Linked DNA regions of Mus musculus: region 2 is linked to region 1. The links are chromatin contacts, found by Hi-C or POLR2A ChIA-PET in ENCODE. All regions are on one chromosome and are shown on one strand. The core of a region is the stretch at or near the end of the contact, and the rest is flanking DNA. Distances in the headings are between cores, read along the strand shown. Region 1 holds the start of Ap3b2 (adaptor-related protein complex 3, beta 2 subunit). Region 2 holds the start of Whamm (WAS protein homolog associated with actin, golgi membranes and microtubules).

The links. Hi-C counts contacts between places; a loop is a spot of excess contacts on that map. ChIA-PET counts read pairs that join two places held with the same protein, here RNA polymerase II (POLR2A).
Region 2: a map of left cerebral cortex shows a loop between it and region 1 (4-fold over the local background). The contact joins the promoter of Whamm here to the promoter of Ap3b2 in region 1. A Hi-C loop is called at or near these places in 1 of 37 maps with a recorded cell type or tissue (left cerebral cortex). POLR2A ChIA-PET finds 5 or more read pairs at or near these places in 3 of 5 experiments (all embryonic stem cell).

The regions. Positions count from the first base shown.
Region 1 is chr7:81,490,663-81,495,555 of GRCm38, forward strand. It overlaps Ap3b2 (adaptor-related protein complex 3, beta 2 subunit), which reads right to left and starts at 3,263. Exons shown (of 26, transcript NM_021492.3): 1 at 2,846-3,263. The coding sequence starts at 2,958. It overlaps BC048679 (cDNA sequence BC048679), which reads right to left. Exons shown (of 6, transcript NM_001193274.1): 5 at 4,464-4,711; 6 at 3,612-3,716. The coding sequence ends at 3,684.
Region 2 is chr7:81,568,853-81,573,656 of GRCm38, forward strand. Whamm (WAS protein homolog associated with actin, golgi membranes and microtubules) reads left to right here and starts at 2,440. Exons shown (of 10, transcript NM_001004185.3): 1 at 2,440-3,057. The coding sequence starts at 2,470.

The DNA.
Region 1 (4,893 bases), core at 2,013-4,512:
ATTACAGCAGACTCAGAGAGAGAGCGAGAGAGAGAGAGAGAGAGAGAGAGGGAGAGAGAGAGAGGGAGAGAGAGAGAAACATGAAGCCTCATCCTCTTGGCTTCATGACTGAGGATGACATGGGCCCGCTACCTCAAACTCTTACTATCATGTTTCCTGACAAACTAAGAGCCAAAATAAACACTCACTTAAATTGCTTCTGCCAGATATTTGATCAAACAATAGAAAAGTAAGCCCTAAAGTCCCCTTTGCCACCCCTAGTCTAGATCAGGACACCTTAAACATTTTCTACTTAGCACCTCTGCATCTGAGAATTTTTTACATGACTCCATGTTTACAGGTATATAAAACAGGTGTACAAATCAAGCGTTTACTGGCAATAAATAAAAAAGAAATTTATTTTAAAACAATTTGGGGGGCTGGAGAAATGACTCAGCAATTAAGAGTATTTGAAGAAAAGACTTGTGTTTAAGTCTGGCGGTGGTGGTGCATGCCTTGATCCCATCCCAGCACTTGGGAGGCAGAGGCAGGTGCAACTCTCTGAGTTCAAGGCCAGCCTGGTCTACAGATTGAGTTCCAGGACAGCCAGGGCTGCACAAAGAAACCCTGTCTCAAAAAAACCAAAAAATTAGTTCAGTGAGAGACCCTTCACCAAAGAAGCAAGGCAGAGAGTGACCGAAAAGGATATCCTCCTGTAGTCAGATGACATGCCCACCGCTCATACATGTGCACATACACCATACATGTACACTTCACACACATATGCACACTTACACGTGCATATAAAATTAATAAAAAGTTACCAAAACCAGTTATCTAGTACACATAATTTTATCACTCAGGACTAAAGCAAATTTGTATAGTAAGGTGCTTGTGAAACATTCTAATCTAAAGATATACTAATCTGATACACGCTGAGGAATGATGATAGGACAATATTAAAAGTCTTTATTTCTGTAATTAGACCATTACTTTTCCCTAAGAGTAGACGATTTTGTATGTACAATTGAAAATGCGGCAGGCAGTTCACAGCGCCAGGGATAATCTCTGGTGTGCACCAAGGTGTGTCAGGCAGTGTCTGTCAGTGTTTGGTACGATGGAATCACAGTTTCGAAGTGCAAATGTTATGTGGTTAGACTCAGCAGCAGTAAAGTCTCAGTATGCGCCATAAGTCAGAAACCTGAGTTCTATTGTGTGTTTGATTTTCATTGATTTTTCATTTTTGTGTGTTCGGTATCCTGTCATGTTACCAAACCTTTTGTGAATACTGCCTTCAGTTGACAGACCCAGTGGGGACCCACAGTTTAAGCAGCTTAGATTTAAAGCCATCCCGTGCCCAGCCAGGCAACTCTGATATCTCCTTCCCTTGTCTCTTGCTCAACCCAGATCACTTCTGGTCTCATCGGTCCAGCATGAGATCCTTCCAACACGCAAATCTGGTGGCAGCACCTGCTTAGAGCCCTCATTCATTCTAGTGACCTGCTGCGTGATTCTAGCCACTGCATGCTAACATCAGAAGAACCTACACTGTGGCTTCCCTTAGTCCTCTGGGATGTAGGAAACAGAAATGAAATATGCTTATTTGCTTACTTATTTATTTGTAACCCTGGCTTGCAAATGAAATGTTTGTTTGTTTGTAGTCTTTGCTGTCCTAGAACTTGCTATGTAGACCAGGCTAGCCTTGAACTTAAAGAAGTCTTCATGCCCCTTCCTCTGAGATTGGGATTAAAGGCGAGCACCATCACACCCAGCTGCACATCTTTTATACCAGTGGAGTTTTTATTACGTTATATAGCGTTAGAAAAGTCTCCATTCCTTTGTCTCAGGTGTACTCTTCCCAGTAGAGGCCTGCCAGCCCCAGGGGCTATGAATTTTGGACAGGCTCACAGCCTAACATTTGTCTAAGATCAAAGTATGTGCTCACAGCTGCATCCTGTTCTCAAAAGTTGCACTTTGCATATCAGTTGACTGACTTTTAAGGGTTTGTTGCTGTTTGCAGCTGCTTGAGCATGTGAGGCCTAGCACTGACCATGCAGGGTAAGGAACAGGGTCACCCGATCATTAGTAATAAAAATCCAGTGGGACTCGCACTCGGTGAACCTGCCTGGTTGAGTGACCCTTCTGAAGAAGTGCATTCGCTTGCGCCTTGTGCTCTGGATTGTGTGGTGATTTCCCTGAGACCCCAGACCCATTTCTAACACGAGAGTACCTTCCTCCCTGAAATGGAACATGTCTTGCACTCCCACTCCTGACCCTTGAATTGTCAGGGCTACAATTGTGCTCCCGGTTGGAACAATCTATTGGCTCCTGTTCACTACTCCGTTCCGTGACTAACAGGTCCACAGGCCTTTAATTAATGTGCTATTGAATTTATGAACAAATAAATGAATGAGTCAAAGGTAAGATTCAAACCAAGTAGGGCTGAATCATAGGGCAATGTGGGGGTTGGGGAAAGATGGAGAAATTAATTTGCAGGAGGAGCCAGTTTCTCAGTCTACATCCAGGGCCGGCTTCCTGGAGTGGACCACACTCAAACTCCAGTTCCCCAATTCAGACCCGTCCCCTACGGAATTGGTTTTGGGGGTTTTGTTTTGGTTTCTCTTTGAGCCAGCGAATAAAAGGCTGCAAACATCATCGCAGCTGTTCCATAAGGACCCCGCCTGTCTGGTCCCTCCCCCACCAGCCTTGGGTCCCCCGCCCCTTCGTAGCTAAAGGCGAAGTGGCCCTGCTGCGGGAACCCCGGGAAGCGCGCAGGGCGGGTCTGGGTCGGCAGGGCCGCAGCCTCGCGGGCGCTGTCCATGGTGCCTGCGCGCCAGCCGCACCCGGCCGGCGCTCGCTAGCTCACCGCTTGTAGTCCGAGGAGAAGATACCGCCGCTCGCCGGGTCGTGGCCATATTCTGGCTCCCCGGGACCGGCTGAGCCGCCCTTGTCTTCGCTGTAGGCCGGAGCGGCCGACATGGATCTGCGCTGAGGGGTGGCTGAGCGGCCGGGTTGGGCTTTGGTCGAGGAATGGGATGCACGCCTAGCTCTGCGGAGCTGCAATCTGCGCGGCGGAGGCAGCGCGCAGATTCAGCAATCAGGGCTGAGCGCTAAGGTTCTTAAAGGGACCGGCACCACCCGCGGAGTGCAGGGTTGGGGTGAGCTGACAGGGGACGGAGGAACAGCGCCTGCCCTGTCCCAATCTCTCAGAACTCTCTGGCAACTGCAAGCATCTAAAGGTCTCTCACAGTGAGCAAGGCTGCAGGGCTGATGACTGTATAGTCTTTGGAGGGATGCGGACCTCCTGCCTCCGCCCTCCCGATCACCTGACCTCCACGGACCCGCCCACCCATGCAGTGAGAGAGGGGGACGTGAGGGACACTGAAAGAAGGCCATACTCGCAGGCCTGGGTTGGAACATCTACCTTGGAGATTTAGGGGTGGGTACCTTTCCATCCTTTTTCACACAGTCTAAATCCCTCTGAGGATAACCTGCTTACTCACTGGGAATCATAGCAACTTCCTGGAAGAAGTGGAATTTAAGAGGAGGCTGACCCAGGAAGCAAGTGCTAAGGGCATTCTGGGAGCAAATCAGTTCTAGGTGGAGTAAAGAGAACCTCCAACATCCTAATTACGTTTGGGAAAATACTTTAATGATCCCTTCTGAAACCTCTTTTGGCCCATTCAGGAGGACCCAAGGTCACATTAATCACTGGTTAGGTTCCTGTCCATTGACATCTAGAAGGGAAAGAAGACGAACAGATTGAGTTAGGGTCTGGTGTAATTGCCAGGTCTCCAGGACTTTGTGATTTATCAAGCTTAGCTCCTAAGACCCAAGGAAGGAAGGAAGGGAGGAAGGAAGGAAGGAAGGAAGGAAGGAAGGAAGGAAGGAAGGAAGGAAAGCAAGAAGAAGGATTGTAGCTAGTTCTGGATTAGAGAGAACACCCTGGACTAGGCTGATGGTGAATTGTTTATCTTTGGTCTAGATTTTGGACATGAGGTTGAGTGATTGGGAACTCCTGGCCAGGCTCATAGAATGGAAGTATTCCCAAGGACCGAGATTTGTAGACTAGGGTCCCAATTCTCTAAGATCAGAATTGGTGGACTGTTTGGAAAAGGATGGAACTGAGAAAGGCGGACTTTGGATCAATAGAAAGTTCTACTGCAAAAAGAAGGATGGAGTTGGAGCAGCCCCTGGGTTGGAGATCGGTCATGTTCAGTAAATATATCTGCTCAGGATCTAAGAACAGTAGCCTGAGGTCTACCTGGCGCTAAAGGGTTTCAAAGTGTGTAACTTCAAAAATAGGTACACCTATTCTGGGGACTTTAGATTGCCAGAGTAAAGAGTTTAAGATGAAAGGAACCTGGTCTGGGTGTAGTGGAGAGGGGAATCATCTGAATTATGCTGGAGCAAGTTGGTTAGGTGCCTTTGTTAGCAGACTGGGGCTGGCATGGGATGTGGGCAGGTAGAAGAGAGGCACTTACTGAGTCCATGCCCAACAGGTTCAGTGCAAAGTGCACACAGTTGCTGCTAGTGGGATGGTAGGGAGGAGGATCGTTGTCCATAGCTTCTCGCACGCGGCTCTCCAGCACCCTAGGGTCAACGCCACCGCGCCTGCGTAGCACACGCCAGAGCTGTCGGGAGCGCTGCAGAGCTCTGTGCCCCTGTTTACACACGACACCCTCACAGTAACCCAGAAACGTTTGTACTCCATTCTGGTTGGAGGTCCTGCCTGTGGGGATAGCAGGCCCAAAATCAGAGCAAATCGGAGCTAGCTTTGGTGCGACTCAGTAATCTGCCCTAGCATTTCCTCAAATTGAAGCCCCACACCCTTGGCTGCCCAACCCTCTCTCCCCCATCTTCAGAGACCTACACCTTCGTCCTAATTTTCGTCCCAGCACAGCTTGCTCACGA
Region 2 (4,804 bases), core at 1,190-3,689, 77 kb after region 1:
CTTGTAATCTGGACACTTGGGAGACAGAGGCAGGATGACCACTGGAGTTCAAGGTCAGATAGGGTTATATAGAAAGACTCCATTTCAAACAAAACAAAAATTAAAAACAAAAACAAAACAACAACAACCCATACACATAAAGAAGGATATACAGGATGCTCACCACTTTGGTCTGTTGTGGCTTTGGTTTTTGGTGTGGGGCAGAGATGGGGTATGGGGAGGGTTGGGGAGGGACCCACCTAAGGCCTGAAGTATATTTAGCAAGCTATACCACTTATCTACCTTCAGCCCCATATAGTATTGCTTAGATGGGCAGAAACTAAAAATTAATCTATTTTTATCAAAGTGCGATTCATTAGGTAATTGTGATATAGTTAACTCAATATTTGCAAATATTAAAAACAATGATGTAGATGTCTATTGTTTTGGGAGATTGAAACCAGGGGTTCATGCTAAGCATGTCTTTATCATACCTTTTTTTTTTTTTTTTTTTTTTGGTTTTTCAAGACAGGGTTTCTCTGTATAGCCCTGGCTGTCCTGGAACTCACTTTGTAGACCAGGCTAGCCTCGAACTCAGAAATCCACCTGCCTCTGCCTCCCGAGTGCTGGAATTAAAGGCGTGCACCACCATGCCCGGCTCTTTATCATATCTTTATGTAGGCCTCACGACTACTTTTCTTTAATGTGGTCATGCCCATGATATATTTATACATGGAAAAAACATAAAATATCATTTCATCCTACATGTATGTCTTCCTACATGCATGAGCACATACAAGTGTGTACACACACACACACACACAAGCGCACACACACACACACACACACACACACAAGTACACACACAAGCACACACATACACACAAGCACACACACACAAGTACACACACACAAGCACACACACAAAGCACACACACACAAGCACACACACACACAAGCACACACACACACAAGCACACACACACAAGCACACACACAAGCACACACACAAGCACACATACACAAGCACACACACTGTATTAACATCAAGGTTCTTTAGATGGAATAAACTAACAGGATGCTTACACAATGGAGAGATTGATTTTGAAGAATTAGCTCATAAGATTATGGAGGCTTCTGTGGTTAGCAAACTGAAGGCCTAGGATGGTGAAGGCCAACAGATCAAATACAAGGAGGACAAAGATTTCAGTTTTAATCTGAAGGAAGGACAAAGCTTGGCATCTGAGCCGAAAGGCTCCAATGGAGCCAGAATGGACAAAGATCCTCTCCTAGGAATAAAGTGCATTTAAAAAGGAGATATGCATATGCAGGCATTCTTTACCAAGGTGTGGTTTAGCTGCCCCTCATCTCAAGGTCCTTCCCAACAGGTCTTGTCATCTCCAGGAATAGTTACTTGCTCTGGAGGGCACAGCTTTTTAGCATAGATAATCACTTCTTCTGAGGACAGGTGTGACCTCTTCTTCAAGGTTCACCTTGCCTTAGATCATAAAGGTTTTTATGGCTGTCTGTTGTTCTCGGAATCTAAGGTGGCTGCAGGTTTAGAACTGGCATCTTTAGGGCTCATGTGAGGAAATGCAGCAGCACTTTCTATTGGCTTGTTATAATACCCCGGCGGCATGCTTTCAGTAGTGAGGCCATCCTGCTTAGCCTTGGTGCACATATATTGTAGACAAATTCCCTCTCTAGGTCTCAAATCCTTGCTGTCAGGATGATGCTTGGCATAGACTGGCTTGGAAAGCAGAAATATTTAGGCACTCCCCCTCTCCCCCATCTCAATATACCAACAACACAGCAGATACTCAGTAAGTTTACTATATTGACAAAAATAAATGTGTCTGCGATCTAGTTTTTGACACCCCAGAGCCCTCAGTAAGTAAATATTGAGTTCAAATAGAAGTTTGATCTTGCCAGTATGTTTGTTTCAGGAGCCACATACTTAATAGGATCCTGTTGAGGGAAATTCTCATTGTAATGTTGAGAACTAAGATAGGGGCTTGAGAGATGGCTCAGCAGCTAAGAATTACTATTTTTAGAGAGTGCATTAAGCTGTTAACAGCCCCATAGAGTATTCAGTTCTAGGGGACATGACGCCCTCTTCTGGCATCTGTACTAAGGTGTGATGTCGTCCTGCCCATGTATACATGGGCTTAAAAATAAAATCTTTGCCGAACATAGCGGCTGTATGCCTTTAATGTCAGCACTCAGGAGACAGAAGCAGGGTGGTCTCTTACGAGTTCAAGGCTAGCCTGGTTCACTTAGAGAGTTCAAGGTTCGCCGGTGTTGTAAAAGGGAGACTTTGTCCCGCCTCCCCGAAAAGACTTTCCATTGGCTTTCACTTAACCAACTCCAGACAGCCTCCCTCACACAGCCTATCAGAATGAGGGGGCGGGAGCTTCTGCGCCTCTGACTGACAGTAGCGGCTCCCGGAAAATGTCGTGGCCTGTCGCAGTCTAAGGGTGTGCGGCTGCCATGGACAGCGAGCAGCCCGACAGCCTGGATGGCTGGGTTCCGCTGCGTGAGGACCTCTTCCCGGAGCCCGAGCGCCATCAGCTGCGTTTCCTGGTGGCCTGGAACGCCGCGAAGGGCCAGTTCGCCGTCACCTGTCACGACCGCACGGCGCAGCGGCGGCGGCGCGAGCGGCGGGAGGCCGGCGACGGGGGATGTAGCTGGGCCGGGGTGCTGTCGCCCGCCGGGTTCCGCGGCGCGCACCGGCAGCTGGCGGCGCTGTGGCCGGCCCTGGAGCCCTGCTTCCCGCCGCTGCCGCCCGAGCTGGACGCGGCGAGCGGCGCGGGCTGGGGCCTGGGACGCGGGCTGTGGGCCCTCCTGTGGCCGCTCCTGTGGCCGGCGCCTGCGGACCCTGGCGACTCGGCGCTGCAGGAGCTGTGCCGGCAGCTGGAGCACTACCTGGGCCTGGCGGCCGAAGGATGCGGCGGCGCCACCGTGCGCGACGTGCTCTTCCCGGCCCCGGGTGACTCGGCAGACTGCGAGGGCCTGAGCGAGTTCCGCGAGAGGACGCTGCGCGCTCGCCTGGGCCAAACGGCCACCCGGCTGCACCAGGTATGAGGCCCCGGGCCGAGGGCGGGTCCGCGGGACACTCGTGATGCGCACCGGGCGTCGCTGGTGCACCTGCGCCTCTGTTGAGAGAGAGTGGGGACCTTGAAGTTGAAACACGGTGGTGGTGGTGTTTTGTGTTTTTTTGTTTTTGTTTTCTGCTAGGATTATCAGAGTTCGGCTCCGCGCCGCCTGGCTCTCTTGGTTTGTTGTTGTTGTTGTTGTTTTGGTTGTTTGTTTTTGTTTTTGAAACAGGGTCTCAATCTGTGGTCCAGGCTGGCTTTGAACTCAGGACATTCCTCTGCCTCAGCCTCTCCAGTCCTGGGGTTAGGTAAAAGTTTACTTGCAGTTCTGAGCCAGGCTCTGCGCTTCACCTTTTCCCTGTTCTGGGCAGAGCAGGATGTTGTAATGGGAAAGGCCAGAAATATGAAAGTAAAACTGAAAACAAGGCATGTCCGTCGGAATAAAAACATAAGCTAAGTGGAAGCAATTTGGGGTTCTCCGGAGAAGATGAGGGATGGCTAAAACTGTCTGAGGATGAATGACATTTAAAAGATAGTTTTATTATTTTTTCTTCAAGCAATAAGGATTTTTATTATTATCTTCAAGCAGATGGAAAGCCCTCGGGGAGTGAGGCTTTACTCATCTGCCTTTAATGGCAACAACAAGAAGGCTCTTTTGGACCAGATAATTTGAGACACACACATTCATTATTTGTGTGGTAAACTTAACAGACCCTAAAGAGTGGGGACTTTTCACTTCACTGGAAGATTTAGGGAGAATGTATAAGTTTTACCCAGCAACAATTTCACGAAGAGAGCCAAGTTTCAGAGCTTCATTCCACATTCTGGACACTCCTCGGACATTTCCTGTTTTTCCTTATTGAGCCACGGTTCCAGTGTGTTTTCTGTTGCTCTGCTAAACACTCTGACCAGAAGCGACTCTGGGCAGAAAGGGCCTATTTGGCTTACAGGTTACATTCCATCATCAAGGGAAGCCAGGATAGGTTCTGGAGCACAGATATGGACGAAGGCTGGTTACTGGCTGTATGGCTACCTTTCTTAGCCCGGGACCACCTGCCCCCAGGTACCCACATTTGCTAGCAAGCAAGAAAAGGCTAATCTGATGGAGGCAGGCTAATCTGATGGAGGCAGTTGCTCTTGTGCTTCCCCTTCCCAGGTGTCAAGTACACAACTGAAGCTAACCATGAGTCATCATTAATTAAGCAGTGGTTTTGCTGTGTTTCTTTTGAGGAAGGGGAGGTGTATTCAACCATATAGCAAAATCTTGATTGTTGTATATTATCTTAAGCTAAATCTAGAATGAGTCTTTTAAAACTAAAATGGCTTTTAGAAGGATTCTGTTTGTGGGATCTTTGTTTTGAGACAGGGTCTCATATAGCCCAGGCTGTCCTGGAACTCACCATGTAGCTCAGGATGCCCCCATACTCTGATGACTCTCCTGCTTCCACCTCTGAAGGACTGGGAGTATAGGCTTTTGTCAGCAGCCCTGGCTCAGCTGGGATCACCTTACTCTATAAACTCACACACCTACTCCTCATGGTGTTGACTTCACTTTATACTATGAGGAAACTATGGGAGACTTTTCGGGCCAGCCAGCGTTTGGTCCTTAGCCTGATCATTTATATCAGACTTGGCTGTTTAACTAGTACTAGGGTTGGACCTGAGCCTGGTGCATGCATGTTGGACAAGCACTCTAAGTGATGAGTCATCTCCCTCCCTCGTTCTGCTTT